Linked DNA regions of Homo sapiens: region 1 is linked to region 2. Evidence: read pairs that join two places in POLR2A ChIA-PET (ENCODE). Cell type or tissue: Panc1. All regions are shown on one strand. Each heading gives the region's core, and the rest is flanking DNA. Links, peaks and the distances in the headings are about the cores only. Region 1 overlaps PDE2A (phosphodiesterase 2A). Region 2 overlaps NUMA1 (nuclear mitotic apparatus protein 1).

What was found. ChIA-PET counts read pairs that join two places held together with the same protein. Peaks named below come from ENCODE experiments on the same cell type or tissue, not always from the same donor. Only the 100,000 strongest peaks of a DNase experiment are listed, where the experiment ranks them.
Region 1: POLR2A ChIA-PET joins it to region 2 with 20 read pairs; 2 of 35 experiments call an interaction of 5 or more read pairs at or near these places.

The regions. Positions count from the first base shown.
Region 1 is chr11:72,640,213-72,648,212 of GRCh38, forward strand. It overlaps PDE2A (phosphodiesterase 2A), which reads right to left. Exons shown (of 31, transcript NM_002599.5): 2 at 2,042-2,114. Among named protein-coding and RNA genes, the nearest start is that of PDE2A-AS1, 17 kb to the right of the region's middle. RefSeq lists enhancers at 1,867-2,367, 2,802-3,391 and a silencer at 2,686-3,025. In Panc1, for the core only: a CTCF peak has its summit at 2,991 (motif pointing left); DNase peaks (open chromatin) are centred at 3,089 and 3,489; H3K4me3 peaks cover 1,663 bases; H3K27ac peaks cover 373 bases; H3K27me3 peaks cover 1,294 bases.
Region 2 is chr11:72,023,122-72,035,680 of GRCh38, forward strand. It overlaps NUMA1 (nuclear mitotic apparatus protein 1), which reads right to left. Exons shown (of 27, transcript NM_006185.4): 4 at 6,084-6,169; 5 at 1,153-1,232; 6 at 1-26. Among named protein-coding and RNA genes, the nearest start is that of NUMA1-AS1, 15 kb to the left of the region's middle. RefSeq lists an enhancer at 2,002-2,296. In Panc1, for the core only: a CTCF peak has its summit at 2,397; no DNase peak of the experiment used is centred there.

The DNA of each region.
Region 1 (8,000 bases), core at 1-8,000, 610 kb after region 2:
ACAGGTGTATGCATCCAATTAAATTCAATACGCACGCCACCTAGACACAGAGACACATGCAGACACAACCTGCATAGATAATGTGCACACCTAATGTCACACGTTTGTGGGCACACACAGCCCCTCAGCATAGACAGCGCTGCTGGCCCACTGCCTCCTCCCACCCCACCCCATTCCCATATGCACGTGTACATGCACGCACACACACACACTCACACACTCACACACTTGTCAACTGGCTCCTCACCTCAGACCCCTCAGCCCTGGCTGCAACCCTTTCCTGTCCAGAATCGCGGGAGCAGCCACCACACAGACACATGACATTCAAACACCAGCACTCAGGTCCTAATAGATATATTACCCAAGCAATCCCAGGATGTGCCATAGTGACTCTAAGCCAGCCACCTAGGCTGCAAACACATTGGCACACACGGCACCCCCTGCCCCAACTCCTCTCTGACAAGACACCCAGTGGAAACCATCAGGCCCCTGCAGTGGCCCTTCCTGGCCACACACAACAGCCAGTAACACACACAACTACATATAGAATCCTGTATGCAAGCTGTCCCTACAACAACTCCACTGTACAATAACAGACATACAGCCACATACACACAAGTTCTCTACACACACAACAGCCACACACCCAGCTACCACTCCACAGCCACAACACTGCCTCCCCAGCCACACATAGCACACAATGCCATAGACCCATAATTCCCATAATCTCCCCACAAATAATCCCACTCTCGATGACACATTCATACACGGCACAACACACATGATTACACACAAGACACACCCAACACATGCAACCCAGCCCGTGCTACACACAGACAGGAACACTCACACAAACACATACACTATAGACCCACCCAGCCTGGACACATCCCACCGCAGGTTGACACCAGATTGCAGTTTACTCTTCCCTATCTCAAGCCCTAGCCGCCCCCGTCAAGACCAGGGCAGCTGGGATGAGGGGCTTTATAAGTTACAAAAGCCAGTGCCCACCACATCATCCCCCCACCACCTCAGATCCCTGGGCATCGCCTGAGGGCAGCACACTCCACATTTAGGCCCTTCCACCTGAGCCCACACCATGCCATGCCTGAGAACATGGGGGGCGGGGGTGTCCCAGGGACACTAGCCCTGCTCTCTGAGCCTGCCCCCTCCTCACCACAAAGCAGAGGTAGATACAAGAGGAAGGGGTGGCTGCAGAAAGAGACCCCAAAACGAAGATGGAGACCTAGAGAAACAGGAGAGAGACCAAGATAGACCAAGAGAGGTGGGCACATGGGGCAACAGACCAAATTAGAGAGCCCAGAAATACTTGAAGAGAAACCAGAGGAGAAGCCCAGAGAATAAAGTGGGACCACTGTACCTGGAGAGGAACAAGAGGAGGGGCCCCCCACGAGGAAAGACTCGGAGATCTCCAACACAGGAGGGAGGGAAGGGATCGGGGAGTGGGTCCCACAGAGAAAGCCAGTGAAGCCCTGATGGAAGGAGAGATTTGGACTCTGGGGTAGGTTCCAGGCTGAGGACTGAAGTCCAGATGTTTGGGTGGGAATCTGAGCGGGTGTCCAGTTGAGGCTTGGAATGGAGGTTTGGGGCTTTGGGTGAGGCCGGCTCTGAGGTGGAGTCCTGGATGACAGCTGGGGGTTCAGGTGCTCCAGGTGTGCCGGGAGCCCCACATATATGGTGAAGGTTCCGAGGCGTGGGCAGGGTCCCCACTAATCTAAGGAAAGGGAATTCGAGGCTTGGGCACAGCTCTCAGTGTGCACTGCGGTCCCACCGTGGACTGGAAGCTCAGTGCTTGGGGTGGAGCCCCGGATCCGAAAGGAGTTCAGAGTCTGGGGTGACGTGTGGACTGAGAGCTGGGGCTTCAAGGGCTCTTGGTCTGCGCTGCCGTCCCAGCACAGGAGTAGAATTCAGAACTAGAGGAGGGGTCTCCTCCCTGAGAAGGGTTCGGGGGCGGGCAGACCCGGCCCGGCGCTCGCCGGACACCCCGTTCTCCTGGTGCCCAGCGCGGGGGCCCCCCTACCTGCAGGCTGTCGGCGCATGGCTGCGGCGGCGGCGGCGGCTCGTCCGGCTTGAGGAAGACCTGCTGGCCCCGCCTGAGGAATTGGACAACAGCGATGAGGATGTGGTGCAGCACCAGGACCATGCTCGCAGCCGCCCGCCCGCCCGCCGGCCCGGCCGCTGCGCTCGGTCAGCGCGTCCGCGACAGCTTCGCCTGGTCCGCCCGAGTGTCCGCCCCGGCCCCGCCCCGGCCCGCCCCCCGCCCGCCCCCGGCCCGCCCCGGCCCCGCCTATGTCCCCGCCACCGCGGACCGCACCTCTCGGCCCGTCGGATCCTCCGACCCCACCGGACACCCGGCCGCTGTCACCCCGCTTCTGTCTCGCCCTGGGTTCCCTCGGCCCTTCCAGCTGGCCTGCTGTCAGCCTGCGCTCGCTGCCCCTCGCCCCGTCGCCACTTCTCTCGCATCTCGCAGGGGCCGCTCTCAGAGCCTCCACCCTGTCTGATCGCACCCTGTTTCCCCGCCACCACTCTGGGGTCCGGGGCCCGGCCAGAGCCCCAGGCAGAGACCGGCGCAGTGGGGTGGGGTGGGGAGGGAAGGGGAAGGGGGGCAGGGGCCGCGGACACCGCAGGAGCCTCGGGCTTGCTCCTCTCCCTCAGCCTAGGAGGCAGGGGGAAGTCGGGAGAATGTTGGAGGTCGCTGTGAGACGGACAGGCCCTGGAGCAGTCGCCCATCTGCGAGGGAGACACGTGCGCACAGACACCGAGCGCACACACGGCGGCCGCCACTGACTGGGGCCCCCAGGCCTGGGTGGGCAGGTCTCTGTCGCCGTCCCCGGAGCCGGAGAGGGTGCAGGCCCCAGGGCCACACGGTCCGCAGTTCCGCGGTGGGACCCGCGCTCCGGGAGCGCGTTTCTCCGCAGAGCGGCTTCTGGGTTCAGGAGCCTGCGGCAGCCGCGACGCTCCTGCGCCCCCTGCCGTCCCATCGCGGCGGCGCAATCCGGCCTCAGTTGCCGGCTGCCCGGAGGGGCCGCGTCCGGGGATTCAGCGGGTCACCGGGGTCAGCTCCCTGCCCGGACCGACCCGGTTCTTAGGCCTCTGCTTGGCATGAAAGCGGTTGGGGCGGCAGGACGTGTCTGGACTGGAGGGTGCGCTTGGGTCTCGCTAGGCCTTTGCCAGCGACTTGCCGCATGACCTTGCTCGGATCCCCTCCCCCCACTTCCTGGGCCTCAGTTTTCTCATCTCCCTCACAGGACGGCCAGGAGGACCAAACCCGGGAATGGCGGGAAGGTAGAGTCCCCCGACAGCCCTCAATGTGGTCTGACCTGAATCCCCCCGTCAACTGCACTGCCGGCCCCTCTCTCTGCAGCTCCCCTCCTCACCAACTCTTGGACGGTGACTCAGTGAGCTCCCAGCCTCCCAGCCTCCCAGCCTCCCAGCCTCCCCACCTCAGCTGGGTGATTCATCAGGGCCCTTTCTCCCTGGGGAGTGATTTTCTCAATGTTGAGTCATTGTGCCCATTCCTGGACACAGTCCAGGCAGCTGGCACATAGCCTTGGCAGAGCCCGGCCACCCCACCAACTCAGGGGGCAGCCCTCCATGCCAGCGTTTCTCCCACCTTTCTTTCTGAGGCATGCTCTGGCATGCTCTCCCCCACTCACCCTCAGTGGCTCCCTACCACCAGCACAATAAAGCCCGAGCCCTGAGCCTGGCGGGCCAGACCCTCTACAGCTGAACCCTTGCTTGGTCATCCAGCTCTGACTCCCCTCCCCACCATTCCTTACATTTCTACTTCTTGCTCTTCTCACATCAATGACTGACTGACTCTCACCTCCAGGCCTTTGCCCATGCCACCCCACCCCCAATACCCTCCCAGATCCTTCCCTCCTGCCTGTCATTTAGGGGCCATTTGAAGGCCCACCTCCTCTGGGAGGGCTTCCCTGGTTACTACCTTATCCCTCTGGGTAGCCCTTTTTTGTGTCTTTCCTGGGAGTCACATCTGGGGACTTAGGAGAGGTGTAGAGTAAGTGATCTGGGCCAAGTCAATGTATTTTACTGAATCTTCCAAACAGGGGCAATTCATCCTACTTATTAACACTGTAGAAAAAATTACCTGGGCTAAGATGTGTAAAGGTTCTGGCCCCCACAGGGCCTCCCTTCCTATTTTTGGCCTCAGTTTTCTCTTCCGTAAAAGGGGATGACCCATGTAAGGGCTGTTGGAAGGACTAGGTCTGAGTCTGAGCTCAGTGCACAAGTCTCTTGGTAAATTCTGAGCATGTGTCACTGGCTCAGTCCTGGGCTCTGGACAAGGCTGGGTGAGATACAGGTGCCCGGGAGGTATCTGTTACAGCCACTGGCCAGAGTTACTTGTTCTTCAGGGGAGGCCACCTCAGACCATGGTCAACAGCCGACCCTGGCCTGGCACCGCCACCATCTCTTGGGCTCCCAACTCCAGGCACCACCTCCATGGCACTCACCTCTTGAGAAGTTATTTTATTTATTTTATTTTATTTTATTTTATTTTATTTTATTTTATTTTATTTTTTTGAGACGGAGTCTCGCTCTGTCACCAGGCTGGAGCGCAGTGGCGCGATCTCAGCTCACTGCAACCTCCGCCTCCCGGGTTCAAGCAATTCTCCTGCCTCAGCCTCCCGAGTAGATGGGACTACAGGCATGCACCACCATGCCCAGCTAATTTTTATATTTTTAGTACAGATGGGATTTCGCCATGTTGGCCAGGATGGTCTCGATCTCTTGACCTCATGATCCACCCACCTCAGCCTCCCAAAGTGTTGGGATTACAGGTGTGAGCCACTGCACCCAGCCAAGAAGTTATTTCTTCAGTCTTACTTGAATCTCTCAAACTACAGCTCAATGACTGGGGTCCCTGGTGTGTGCTCTATGTGTCCCTCAGCTCAAAGAGTCTTTCTGTGTCAACCTTTCAGATCCAAGCATTCCTCAGAGGGTTTGAGTCCTAACTGTGCCATAGACTTGCTGTGGGATTCTGAGCAGGCCACAGCACCTCTCTAGGCCTCTATTTCCCCATCTGTGAAATGTTATTACACTAGACTCAATAAACAAGTGCACTGCTTTCTTCCAGTGCTTGGTAGAGTGCAGAGCCCTTTCAGAAAAACCCTCTCACACAATCCTTGAAATTCCCCAACCAGCACCCTTCCTGAGGGGGCAACCAAGGCTCCTTGAGTTGGCACATTTAAAGGCCTTGCCGAGCTCTTATAGCTAGGAGTGACCCCACTCCAAGGACTCCTCCACTCACACGCAGATCCCTACCTCACTCCAACTGCACAATCTGTGATCCTGTTCTGGGTTCTCACCCTGACTCATGTTAGAATTGCCTGGGAGCATTTTAAATACTGATATCTGGAACCCCCATCCCAGATGTTTGTGAATGTCCCCCGGTGATTCTAATTTGCTGCCAGGTCAGAGAACCCTGGAGTAGATGCATCTCCTCCCTGGCTGACCTCTGTCCCATGGAGGTGAGGGCCAGGGCTGGCCCCTACTGGCCGAGTGTATACATCTGGGGCTGGGAGGCTTTCGCATTTATTGAGCACATACTGTGTGCCTCACATTTCATCTTCTCAACAATGTTATAGGGTGGGATCTATTATTAGTCACACTTCACAGATAAGGAAAACTCAGGCACAAAGTAAACTGCCCACAGTCACATAGCTTGTAAGTAGTCAAAATTCAAACCCAGGCCATCTCACTCCAGTCTGTGCCTTAAATACATTCCTTGCTTCTTGAGCAAAGCCAGGTAAGGAAATCAGATTTCCCAGCTCCTCTTTTGTCCCCAAGAATGCAGTGGCTGAGGGTCCTACTATCCCGGTGTCTGCACCCTCTGCCCATCTCGGACACCAGGAAGCCCAGTCCCAGCCCCAGCTTTCCTCCCAGCTCCAGCTTAGGAATGCATAGCCCAGCCCCTCTAGCCAACTCTTTTTGTCTTCCCACCTTAGAGGCCACTTGGCCTGGAAAAGGTGACTCAGCTGTCAGCCTGGGTCCTGGGCCCACTCAACCTCAGGCCCTGTCTAGGAACCAGCCCTGCCTTGTTCCTAATAAAAATGACACCTCTCATTGGTAGGGCCTTGTGCTGGCAAAGCATTTCCTCACCCAGGCCAGATCCAACAGCCTCAGGAGGCACGGCATTAGCCCCATTTTACAAATAAGGAAAGTGAGGCTCAGAGAAATGTAGATGCTTACCTGAGATGGCACAGCTGGTTACTATAGGAATGTGAACCCTGGCCTATAGACTCCAAACCCAGTGCTCTTTGCACCAAGGATAAGCAGCTACTATGTAGCCCAGGACCCCCCAAAGCCAGGGCAGGTTCACTCTGACCATGTTCACCCTCTGCTCATAATCTTCACTGGGCTCCCCATGGCCTCCAAGGCAACATCCAAACTCAGTATAAGATGCAAGGCTCATCCCCACGTGACTTTTTCCTGCTGCTTCTCCTACCACTTCCCGTCCAGCCATGCCTGACTCAGCTGTACCCTGAACCTCTGGCTTTTCTTCCACCTCTTTGCCTTTGCCCAACCTGTTGCCCTCCCATTTTGAATACCCTTCCAAAGGCATATCTGCCTGCCAATATCATACTTTCATTAATTCATTCATGCCATAAATATTTACTGAGAATGTACTCCATGCCGAGTTTTGAGGGTAAAGAAATTTGAAAGTTAGATCTTTCAAGATGCAGGAAGAAAACTGCCATCCAACGAGAAGTAGCCCCCACCATCTCCCCAGTCTATAATGCCCTCTTCCTTCTTCACCTATCCCCAGCCCTCCCTCAAGAGCAGGGCCTGTCTGATTCTTCCCTGAGTCCCCATGGTCCAGCCAAGCTGGGAGCCCTGTGGTGCCCAGTGAGCTCTGGTGAAGAAGCACCATCTCTCCATCTCACACACTTGGTCCTGGCAGATCTCCATAGACTGTAAGTCTTTTCCTATCCCCCATGACCACATGTCTTGCTTCCAAGGGCCTGTCTGCTGCCTGACATGCATCTATCCTGTTGCCATGGACCATGGTTACACCCCCACCTGGAAGCCCAGGTTCAAACCCTAGCCCTTCCCTGACATGCTGGGTGACCTCAGGCAAGGCTTTGGCCCTCCCTGGTCTCAGACTTCTCAGCAGCCGTGAAGCTTGGCCTGCTTCTCTTTGAGTGCTCAGGAAGCTGAGGTGGAGGAGGCAGTATCCAGGCAGGCCTCCCTGGGCAGAAGGTACCTCTCCTGAGCAGATGGTCCTACGCAGGCACCAGGCCCAAAGATATGGACAAGGGCTGGATCCTGGTATTGGAGGACCCTCAGGAGAGGCTGTGTGTGACTTGCTCTCTCTGTGACCTGGGCTAGAGCCCATGGACTAAAAGAGGGCCCCACTTCCAAGGGCTCTGTGAAGGGACAATCCAAGATGCTTCCTGGAAGAAACTGACATCTCTGCAGGTTCTGCCTCCATCCAGACCCTTTCCTCAACACTCCAGCCCTGGAGTGGGCACAGGTGTTCACCTGGGCAGGGGTGAGCCACCCTTAGGCTGCTCTGTATGTGTGTGCATGTGTGTAAGGCTGCACACAGGCTTGTAAGCATGATGTGTGTGAGGGTGGAAGAGAGTGTGAGCACAGGTTTGTATCCTTGTGAGGGTGTGTGATACTGCAGTGGTATAGCTGAACTTATATGTGTATACACAGATATGTCTGTGTATCTATAGGGGTTGGCACGGGTGTGTCTATGCAGATAGGCATGTGTCTGTGTGCAGAAGTGAGTGTATATTCACACATGCAGGTATATGTGTGCAGTGGTGTGTGTACACAAGTGTCCAGGAATAGCATGTGCGTGCTTTCACGTGTGAATGTGTGTGCAAGTATGTGACACGTGTTTATGCTCTAGCCCAGGTCAGAGAGAGAGCAAGTCACACACAGCCTCTCCTGAGGGTCCTCCAATACCAGGATCTAGCCCTTGCCCCTATCTTTGGGCCTGGTGCCTG
Region 2 (12,559 bases), core at 2,282-10,281:
TGGGGAAGAGGGATGTTTTCGATTTTCTGCAATGACAACAACGTAGAAAACAGGGTGAACTTCCTGGAAACCATACCTGAGATCCCAGAACACTGAAATCTGGGGAGCAGAATGGCTATCTCTGGTGGGGCTATGAGATGTAGGCCTCCTTACTCCTATGGCCTCTTTCCCCTGCCTTACAATTTTCCATCTGAAGTCAGTTCTATCCTGGGTCAATCCAAGGGCTACAGGGATAATGGAAGAAGAAAGCAGCCTCGGAATTCACAGCAACTCTGGGTCATGATGTTGCACTCTCCCACCCACTCACCAACTCTCAGCACCACAGAGGAAGAGCCCAGAGATGCCAGGTCACTTTAGAATCCTGTTCCAACTGAGGTCACAGAGTAAACCTATAGCTGAGTCAGAAAAGGACAACTAGGGATACGTGACTCTTATACTGCCCGAGGGTCTGGGCTCAAATTACTAACACCTTACTTTATCTAAATAAAGCCTCACCTTTCCTATAATTCTCTAGGGGTGGAGATGGCAGCTAGCTCCCCATGTCAAAGACGAGGACTCTGTGGTCTAAGGCTGGACAAGGGGAGGGGAACTGAAAAGCACTGTACTAGAAGCTTTGCATGTGTTCTTATTTAATCCACCCATCCACTTGAAGAGCAGTTATCTCCATATTATAGATAGGGAACCTATGTCCAGAAAGGTCACACAAGCAGTGAGGGGGGTCAAGATCAACCTTAATGTGCCTCTGCCCCTACACCTATCGCCTAAGCAATTAATTCAAAGTTATCTGGGAAAAACAGTTTTTCTTGCAAGGGAAAGAGACTCATTCTCTCTTCTGTCTCCTTGAAGTTCGGGGAAACAGAAACTTAAGGTGCTCAAAGAGTTAAAAGTGACAGGTCCCAAAAAGTAACCTTCTGGCTCCACCTAGATCTCCGAGAAGGGCTCTGGGACTGAAGGGACACTCTTCTTACACCAACTGATGAAGGCATCACAAGACCCAGGGGATCTGAACCAGCTGTTTTCATCTTTGTGTTAAAGAGTGGGGAGCCTTGAAATTTTTCTCCTCCAGACACCCATGAACTAGTTCCTCTGGACTCTCCAATCCCACGAGCTGAGGAAGCAGCTTCTTCATAGCTGGATAAGAAAGGTGCTTACTCTGCAGAAAACTGCACACAAAGTCCAGTCTCTCTGACACCGGCTGCTTCAAGATTTGCTGTCCCTCTTCAGTGCCATGGCTAGAAAAAGAGCAAGTATTAGGACCAGAGTATTCAGCAATCTTTGCCTCCTTGCTGCTGCATTTCATAGTACCTCCCCATTCCTTCCAGTCTTGATCTCTGCTGGATCTGGAAGAGATCCAGATCAGATCCTGGAGGCAGGTGACAGATACCAGGACACCATTTATCCAGATGGAACTGTGTGGTGGGTGGGAAGAGGGGACTTGAGGCATGGGGTTCTTCTGGAAAAGATGGCACTCTGCCACCCTATTTGCAAACATAAAAAAGCTCTGTGGAAAGGGGCCGAGAGGAGACGGAGGCAGCACAGATGAACGGGAAGCTATATTACACCATCTGGAATGGCTCAACTCTAAACTGTCAGGAAGCCTGGAGAACACACCTAGGTTAAGAGTGAGAGAAGACCATGGGGAGGGAAAAACATCCAAGAACTGAAAGAACAGGAGGAAACAAGGCTCTGAAGTGACAGGGTGAAGTTCCCCCACTAGGCTGAAGGCTGAGATGGCAAAAGCCTCCCAGAGGAGGATCCCAGGGACTAGAGTGTTGTTTGTTTGTTTGTTTGTTTGAGACAGAATCTCGCTCTGTTGCCCAGGCTGGAGTGCAGTGGCACGATCTCGGCTCACTATAACCTCTGACTCCTGGGTTCAAGCAATCCTCCTGCCTCAGCCTCCCAAGTAGCTGGGATTACAGGCATGGACCACCACGCCCGGCTAATTTTTGTATTTTTAGTAGAGATGGGGTTTCGCCATGTTGGCCAGGCTGGTCTCAAACTCCTGACCTCCACCCACCTCAGCCTCTCAAAGTGCTGGGATTACAGGCTGGAGCCACTGCGCCCAGCTAGGACTAGTATTCTTGATTAGTGGTTCTTGTCTGTACTTGCTTAACTGGAAGAGCGGGCAGTGTGAAGAGAGCCATGAGGAGAGGGAGACAGCAGGGGGAGCTCTCACACAGCCCAGGAGGCTGAGGCAGGAGAACTGCTTCAACCCAAGCGACAGAGATTACAGTGAGCTGAGATCATGCCACTGCACTCCAGCCTGGGCAACAGAGCGAGATTCTGTCTCCAAAAAAAAAAAAGAATACTAGTCCCTGGGATCCTGCTCTGGGAGGCTTTTGCCATCTCAGCCTTCAACCTAGTGGGGGAACTTCGCTGGATCCCCTAGCTAACTGCAGTTCCATTTTCAGAAGCAGCAGGTGAAATACCACTTCAAGTTAGAAAGCTGAATTCTCTAGGCTACAGTGGGAGATCCTGATTAGTGGGCCCCTTGCTTCTCAGAATCTACACTCCTAGTTCTTAGCCAACTTTCTGGAGGGCAGGGCAGGCCCAGAACCTTCCAATGCCAGAGACATCCTGCAAGCATAAGCATCATCCAAGCCAAGACTATGAGTGTACCTCCCCCCATACCCCATGTGATTACACAGGCTTCTTCCAAGTGAATCCCTCCCAGAAGCACTCTGTCTGGATAGTTGGTCTGAGATCAGAGACTCCTACAAAGTCTTGAGGAGATGCTAATCTCTTACAGACTCCCAAATGAGCCATTTTCCCTACCCACCCACAATCTGGAATGTTGTGACTCCTTGGCTCAGTGTAGAGCAATATTTACCTCAGAGTATTCCATTAACTAAAATAAAAAGAGGTTCTCAGGTGAAATGTTTAAAAAATGCTGGGTTAAACTGAACATTTTTTATAGAAGAAGATACAACATGCATTATTTCCTAAACCTATTTGACCACAAAACCCTTTTCCCCCACCCCCTACAAAGCCTGGTGTAAGTAAAGCTGCATGGAGCATACTTTGGACAACAGTAGTCCTAGAGAAATCCAGCCCATCCTTTAAGACTGTGTTGAAGTCTCATCTCTGTCAGGAAGCCATCCACAACTCCTGCCAGTCATGCCTCGGCTGTCCTCCAGGTCTTCCTGCAGCACTCATGAATGCAACTGCACCATTTACAACTGCCCACTCCAACTGCACTAGCTGAAAGCCAGGAATAAAGTAGGTGCTCAATACATATGGGCTGACTGACAACTGAGGGATGCTTTTTACTGAGAAGAGCAGAAATAAAAGTCAGCAAGACAAAAATGTCAGACCTCTAAGTTTTCTGGCAAAATGCCTCCACTATACTCTGTTATTCAAGCTTCACAGCTATCAAACAGACGGGACAGCCTTTTTTGCTTTAGACTATTCACGCACAGAAGAACCAAAAGGGAAACTTGTCAGAGGGGTTGATCCCAGTTAATTTTCCCAGAGAGAAGGCCAAGTGGCCAAGCAGTTAAACCCTCAACTCCCACAGCTTATTTTTTTTTTAATTTTTTAAAGAATTATTTTTCTCAGGGTGCCCCTTGTCCAGTGTGCAGACAGGAGCCACCCAACTCCCACAGCTTCTATCTACCCTCCAACCTTGCCATCCTCTGCTGCCTTCTGCTGAGAACTAGGCTGCTGATTTAGGTTGGCACCAGTAGCGGTATCAGAAATGTAAGAGCCAGAACATATTAACTAAGAACCTCCATTTCCCAAAAGGAAGCTGGTCTGCATTGTCCTGGATCTGAGATGGAGATTAGCATTAACCTGGGATTTCAATATCGCCTACCTCCAAGCCCCACTTCTACTGCAGCCTAGGTTCAGGCAACACCCTAGAAGACAACTTGCAAATGAGCATCTTGAATTTTTGGCCCTTCCTATGAAAATTTCCTAGCAGGTTATAAACCTACAGTGGCTAACCCAAGGACAACACACATCCTTACTCTTGGGCACATCTACTGCTCTTGTCACCAGGCCAAGGAAATTTCTCTCTTCAAAAGCAAAAGTTCCTTGATCTATTTTGAAGTCAAAAAAGCATGCTGCCCCATATTGTGTGTTACAATACAAGGCATATTATACCTGGCTGCTTCACTTTTAGTGAGGTTAAAATTAAACAGAGAGTTAGGTATTGCCAGACTAATGGTTTTACCACCCATTAATGTCAGGTGCCTGGATCTATCACTTCCTTAGGGTTTGCAAAATAATGATTTTCAACAGAAGTTGCAAAATGCTGACTTACAGGTGGTACACAACCCCAACTATGAAGTATCCTTGACAAAAAAAAAAAGTGAATCAAGCTTAGATCTAATTATCAGTATATAGGCAACAAGGGGAATAGTGGAACAAGTTAAGCCGTACCATAATAATGCAATTAACAAAATCCAGGATTTAAGGATTTCTATAAGATTAAAAAAAAATGAGGTGGTGTCGAGTGGGGAGAGAAAAAAGCAGGAAACAAAACTGGTGAGAGGAAATGACCCCCTGATGAAAGATCTTAAACACCAGGCTGAAGATTTTAGATTTCTACCTATTAGAAATGAATATTCACTGAGGTTTGATGAAGAGTCACTGAAGTGTCACAAAGAAAACAAGATTTGAGAAAGATTCTTGAGAACTCGTGCATAGGAATGAACTGCAATAAGGGCAGATTAGAGAAGAACTAGGCCATGAGGGCCTAGTATCCAGAATGAGGCAGAGGGAGGGACGCTGGATGTGAGCAGAGAGGATGATGACCAATTAGAGATCAGCGCCAAGGAGACAGAGAAGTCAAGATGATGTTGAAATGTCCTGCCTGGGTAACTGGGAGAGAAAATGGTACTGTCTGGACCAAAATAAGAATAGTGACTTCTTTCAGAGGTACTAAGGCAGGTCCTGGTTAGAGCCATATGGAATATTAAAAAATCCTGTAAGATAACCCACGATCAACACACACTTCAAATAAAAACCACTTTAGCAGCAGACCCATCTGTCCTGGGCCACTTGGCCCCGCTAGACCTTGCTGATAGAGAACACCAACTCATCTCTTCACTCAACAAACATTCACTAAAACCTAAACAATGTAGCATCCTAAGCTAGGTAGGGAGGACCCCAAGATGAATCAGACACAGTTCTAGCCTTTGATAAGCTTAATTCTACCTTCTTTCCCTATCAATGAGCTGTTACCTATGAACAGGTAGCTAAAGTGCTTGCTTCAGAGATATGAGTCCCTGATACCAGTTCCTAACTGCCACGTATGGCACATAAACACCTTCAACACTTCAGTCTATCCTTGGCCTGGGGCAAACAATCTAATGTGCTTTTTCTTAAAAAAAAAAAAAAAAAAAAAAAAAAAAGATGACAACTGACCTATGCTTGGTCCCAGAAAGGTAGGATACTGGGAGGAAGCCCCACTTTATTCATTTCCGAGATAACTGTGACGTTCAAAGGAAATGTGCTAAAGACACAGACCAAAAGGCCAAACTACAATCCTTGCTGCATGGTAACAACAAGCTTATTAAATGCTCATGGACCTCAGAAATCAAGTTAATTGAAGCAGTAAAAACCCCAGAAGTGTACTTATTTTATAATGGCTTAGAAAGAGGCATATCTGTACTGTGCTAACAAGTTAGAGATGAGATTTCTAGGTGTTTCTTCTTTCCTTCAGATGTGAGAGCTTCCCCTTTCTTCCCTCAGAAGGCTGCAAAGAGGGCTTGTGGCATAGGGTAGGGATGAGTCAAGAAAGGAGGGTTGTAGAAGCCTTCTGGTGAGACAAGAGATGGGGAACCCAAGAGTGAGCACTTGGAAGAATGTGAGGGCGTGGAGCCTTGGAGGTTCTCCTGTGCAAGAATGCAGAAGCCTCAGGATGGGACAAGCGTAAAACCTCTCCCATGGAGTGGTACAGCAACTGGAAGATGAGGTCAATGTATTCTTGCCTTTAGGCCCCACCCTGGCTTATGATGTCCCAATCCTTCCCCTGATTTCTGGTCATAGCCATCATCAAGTAAAGAGAACAAGTACAGCCCCCACCCCAGCAATCAGCTTTGCCTTAGAGGCTAGAAAGGGGTATGGTGCGTACTCACATTCTGTCAATGATCTTGATGAAGATGCTGCAGTCCTGGAGCTGCAGCACAGCCTCCACAGGGTCAGCCACGTGTAGACTGTTCACCTGTAAATCAAAGGGAACAGCCTAGTGAGACCGTTAGAAGCAACATGGTTTGCTCCTTTTCCCAGAGGCTTAATGTGAGTGCTTACAGTTGTAGACTATAGGAATACAAGAACTGATGATTCTCAGGTTTTTAATTTCAGGAAGGAGTGCCGTTGCACTCACTCATCCAGTTACAGCCACCTGAAATGCAACCATCAGAGAGCCCTTCCTTTGGCTTCAACTAAATAAAAGCTTAAACTTTCCTAAGATGTTCCAGCACTGGGAGTATTTTGGAAGGATACACCAATAAATTGGTACTACCACTGCTTCTAAAGAGAGGAACTTGACAGCAGGGAGTCTGAGGTGGGAAAAGAAAGGCTCTTACATTATAACTCTCTGTAGCTCTTGAATGTATTATAGCTCTTTGTATTTCTTGAACGTTTACATTATAAGTTTCTGTATCCCTTGGATTTTTATATTATAGTCCTTTGTGGCTCTTGAGTTTTGAAATATCTATTCAAAACTTAAATATTACATATATGCTATACACTCCCACAAACATATAAAATCTTATTAATACATTTTATATTATAGCCCTTTGTGGCTCTTGAGTTTTGAAATATCTATTCAAAACTTAAATATTACATATATGCTATACACTCCCACAAAGATATAAAATCTTATTAATACATTTTTATTCTTTCCACACATAAAGCTTTGGCTGAGGGGAGAAGGGAAAAACAATAGGGGAACAAGATGATTTTTTAAAAAGGGGGTGGAGGGAGCCAAGCGCGGTGGCTCACACCTGTAATCCTAGCACTTTGGGAGGCTGAGGCGGGAAGATCACTTGAGCTCAGGAGTTCAAGACCAACCTGGGCAACATGGTGAAACCCTGTCCTACAAAAAATACAAAAAATTAGCCAGGAGTGGTGGCACATACCTGTAGTCCCAGCTACTTAGAAGGCTGAGGTGGGAGGATCACCTTAGCCCAGGGAGGTCGAGGCTGCAGTGAGCTGGGATTGCATCACTGTACTCTAGCCTGAGTGACAGAGCAAGACCCTGTCTCCAAAGGAAAAAAAAAAAGAAAAGAAAAGAAAAAAAAAGGGGGCGGTGGGGGATGAAAGAATAGGAGCTGGGAATTTCAAAGAAAAACTTCTTAATTCTAATTTAGTTGCCTGTTCCCATTCTTTGGCTTCAGATAGGCATACATTTAAATCAGTTTTTACCACTAGAATATTCACCAGGGGTCACACACATCAGGTACACAGGTTATTCAATAAGTATACATGGTCAACCTCTACAGGAAAACCTCATGAATTCCACAGGCACTACAGTTCAGAAGTAGCCTGGGCTGAAGTTTACGTTTTTATTACTATAGGAAGAAAGGGTTTGCTAAGTTAATTATTCACATATTCAACACTAAGAGGGGAGAGAGACTGAGCCTGCTTTAAGAAACAAGGTATTTTAAAGAACTTCAGCATAGTGGTTATGTGCAGACAACTAGATTCTATTGCTTACAAATGTGTTCTCTATATTTGGGCTGGGAGCCAGTACATACACACTTTGGGCCCAGCTCCTCCACAAACTTGCCAGCAACCTTTGTTACAAACTTTATTTCTCTCTGCACTAGTTTCCTCCCTTGCCAAATGGATGGAATCCCTACTTTATCTACTTCAAAGGACCAGTGTGAGCTCAAATGGGATTATGGATGCAAGAACACATTAAAAAATATAAAGTAGGCCAGGTGCAGTGGCTCACACCTGTAATCCCAGCACTTTGGGAGGCTGAGGTAGGGGGACTGCTTGAGGCTGGGAGTTTAGGACCACCCTGGGCAACATAACAATACCTTGTCTCTACTAAATAAATAAATAAGCAAGCAAGCAAGCTGGACATGGTGACATGTGCCTGTAAGTCCTACCTACATAAGAGGCTGAGGTAGGTGGATCATTTGAGCCCAGGAGCTGGAGAAGTTACAATGAGCTATGATAGTGTCCCTGCACTGTGGCCTGGGCAACAGAGACATCTCAAAAAAAAAAAGAAAAAAGAAAAACTAATAAACATAAAGCACTATTATGGTTAATAAAATTAAAATAATGAAGTAGACATAACATTTGTATTTCTTAATAGTTAAGTTAGCTGCATGCACTATAGAATTAAGAGGATTTTTAAAAATCAATGATTTCTCTACAGACATGATAGTATTTATTTGAGTTAAACACTTTCACATTTAAAAACAACTTTTAGGCCAGGCGCAGTGGCCCATGCCTGTAATCCCAGCACTTGGGGAGGCTGAGGTGGAAGGACTGCTTGAGGCCAGGAGTTCAAGACCAGCCTGGGCAACATAAGGAGACCCTGGCTCTACAAAATAATAATTTAAAAAAATTTTTAGCTGGGTGAGGTGGCTTGCGCCTGTATGCTCGCGTAGTCCCTGCTACTCGGGAGGCTGACGTGGGAAGATCGCTTGAGCCTGGGAGGTCAAGGCTACAGCGAGCTATGATCACACCACTGCACTCTAGCCTGGCCAACGGATTGAGACCCTGTCTCAAAAAAATAAATAAATAAATAAATACAACATTTAGGCTAGGTGTGGTGGCTCATGCCTGTAATCCCAGTGCTTTGGGAGGACGAGGAGGGAGAATCGCTTGAGGCCAGGAGTTTGAGATCAGCCTAGGCAACATAGCAAGACCCTTTCCCCAAAAAATTAAAAAAAAAAAAAAAAAGAGAGAGAAAGGAAAAATAGCCCAGCATGGTGGTGCATGCCTGTGGTCCTAGCTACTCAGGAGGCTAAGGTGGGAGGCAGAGGATTGCTTGAGTGCAGGAGTTCCAGGCTGCTGTGAGCTATGAAGCTGCAACTGCATTCCAGCCTGGGTCACAGAGCAAGACCCTATCTCAAAAAGCGGAATCTTTTAGATGAATCCCAGTTAAAACAGATTAAAATTTTTTTTAACGTGAAATAAAATATGACTTATTGACGTCTTAAAGAGTTTGCTAATATATTTATAATATATTTTTACTGTCTTTTGAAAAAAGCTCAATCTAATTGGTCAGGACAGGTCATTGTAAGTTTTCTAGGAAGATTCTGAAAACTTCAGGCCAAGATTCCATTTTACCTGCAGAAAATGAAGAGACTGCCAAGGCTAAACCATCTCCTATCAATACCTGCAATCTAGGTAAAACATTCAAGGACTATGGATGCTTGTTCACTAACAAGACTAAAAAATCATACCAATTAGCTGATGTAAAGTCTCCTAAGGAATCTGGATTCATCACATATACCAATTAAGTAATAATCCAGCCACAGTTCCTTTCATGGATATAAAAATATTTTTTCTTCCTGTGAGTTATTTTTGCTCTCAAGTGAGAAATCATTTAAAAGTTGAGGAAGTAGAGAAGTTCCTTCATCTCTAGTCAGGGCATAAAACATGAGAGTGAGGACCAGGCTCACCACATAACTCAAGAGTTGCCTTTAAGGATTGCAAGGTTGCTTAAGGTTGTCAAATCTTAAAATACCCTGTAACAGTTTATTCATTATTAACTGCTGTTTACAGAATAGTTTCAAGCTATAATTTAAGTATTAATAAAATAAACCACTAATTTATTTTTATGTTATAAATTACTGAAAATTCAGAAGACAAAAAACAGAGCTCCCAATAATTCTAGTATTTTAATACAGGTACTTTTAGCATTTTGATGTATTTCTTTCGTTTTTTCTAGGTAATTTTTTTTAAACTGTAGTTGGAATTATCATGTGTGTGTATGTGTATGTTCTATGCCACTCTTCTCACTAACATAACAGATGCATTATTTCATGCTACTACAGTTTCATAAAATTTGCTTTAGCTCCACAACTTTTGTTTAAATTGAAAACATTCTCTATACTATATTTATATATATTTTTAAGAGACAGGCTCTTGCTATGTTATAGGTTGGAGTGCAGCAGCTATTTACAGATGCAATCATGGCTAACTGCAACCTCAAACTCCCGGGCTCAAGCAATTCTCCCATCTCAGCTTCCCAAGTAGCAGGGACTACAGGTGTGCACTACTGATCCCAGCACATATAACTATACTTTAACATTTTCATGCATGTTCTTTGTTTTTTTTTTTTTTTTTTTTTTTTTGACACAGGCTTTCACTCTATTGTCCAGGCCGGAGTGTAGTGGCACGATCACAGCTCACTGCAGCTTCAACCTCCACAGCCTCAGGTGATCCTCCCACCTCAGCCTCCTAAGTAGCTGGAACCACAGGAGCACACCACCACACCCAGCTAATTTTTGTATTTTTTGAAGAGACAGGGTCTCACCACGTTGCCCAGGGTGGTTGCAAACTTCTGAGCTCAAGTGATCCTCCACCTCAGCCTCCCAAAGTGCTGGCATTACAGGTGTGAGCCACTGCACCTGGCCTCATGCATATTTATTGTGACTTTTCAGAAAAGGATGTAAGTAGCTGCTATAAATAAAACTAGTCTTAGGCCAGGCGCAGTGGCTCATGCCTACAATCCTAACACTTTGGGAGGTCAAGGCGGGTGGATCACTGGAGCTCAGGAATTCAAGACCAGCCTGGGAAACATGGCAAAACCCAGTCTCTACCAAAAATATAAAACATTGTATTTTTTTTGAGGTCACATTAAAATTGAGGTCAGAAGTTTGAGACCAGCCTGGGCAACTTAGCAAGACCCCATCTCTACAAAAAGTTTTTTAAAATTAGCATGGCATGTACCCCTGTGGTCCTAGCTACTTGGGGGGCTGAGGTAGAAGGATGGCTTGAGCCCCAAAGTTTGAGGTTACAATGAACTATGATTACATCACTGTACTCCAGTCTAGGCAACAGAATGAGACTCTATGTCTATTTTTTAAAAAAAGAAAAATGGTTGGCTCTCCAATTGGCCCTGATTAATCAGTACTCAGGGTGAATACTAAAATATCCTGTGTCAACTAGCATGCCCAGGAAGTATTTTAAATGTCAAGAACTATGATTTATTGAGATAACATGCTAAATGACTGCATGTATGTGGGTACTTGTGCACACTATATGTATCTCATTATCCTTGTAATTACCCCATGAGATATTTTATTTTATTTTTTCATGGTGCCAAGAGAAATTAGAACTTTATGAGGTATTTTAATTTAAAATCATCCCCATTAAAAAAAATGATACTGGCCAGGCGTGGTGGCTCACACCTGTAATCCCAGCACTTTGGGAGGTCAAGGAGGGCGGACCACGAGGTCAGGAGATCGAGACCATCCTGGCCAACATGGTGAAACCCGTCTCTACTAAAAATACAAAAAAATTAGCTGGGCATGGTGGCGTGCACCTGTAATCCCAGCTACTCGGGAGGCTGAAGCAGGAGAATTGCTTGAACCCAGGAGGCAGAGGTTGCAGTGAGCCGAGATCACGCCACTGCACTCCAGCCTGGCGACAGAGCAAGACTCCATCTCAAAAAAAAAAAGATACTGAAGATACTGAGAGGCCAACTTGCCCTGGGTCAGAGAGACCAGTGCTGTGATTCTATGCTGGGCATGTGACTCTGAGACCCATATTTATCACCACACTCCATGGTCTCCTCTGTTTCTTTAGCTTTATTTATTATTTTTATATATATTTTTGAAACATGGTCTCACTCTGTCGCCCACGCTGGAATGCAGTGGTGCAATCATGGCTCACTGCAGCCTCAACCTTCAGGGCTCAAGGGATCCTCCCACCTTAGCCTGCCAAGTAGGTGAGACTACAGGTGCACGACACCATGCCCAGCTGATTTTTTAATTTTTTGTAGAGACAGGTTTTTGCCATGTTGCCCAGGCTGGTCTTGAACTCTTGGGCTCAAGCAATCCTCCTGCCTCAGCCTCCCAAAGTGCTGGGATTACAGGTGTGAGCCACCACATCCAGCCTCTCTAGCTTTAAATATCCAATGCACTCTATTATTTTTTCATTTGCCACTGTCTCTGGTAGAAAATGTATGAATGATCTAGCAAAAGAATTTTGATGAAGTAATCGGCAAGGCAACATTTGCTGATGGACAATGGCAACAGACAGAAAGGTGGTAAGAGAGTGATGAGAACCTTGTCCTAGATTAAAGGCCTTTGAAGACCAAAGTCCCTGCATATGTTGATCATTAAGGTCAGCATTTACCACCCCCCCTTTTTTTTTTTTAATTTTTTAGACCGAGTCTTGCTCTGTTGCCCAGGCTGGAGTGCAATGGTGTGATCTCGGCTCACAGCAACCTCCGCCTCCCGGGTTCAAGTGATTCTCCGGCCTCAGCCTCCCGAGTGACTGGGATTACAGGTGCCCGCCACCACAGCCAGCTAATTTTTGTATTTTTAGTAGAGACGGGGGGGTTTCACCAGCTTGGCCAGGCTGGTCTCGAACTCCTGACCTCAGGTGATCCACCTGCCTCGGCCTCCCAAAGTGCTGG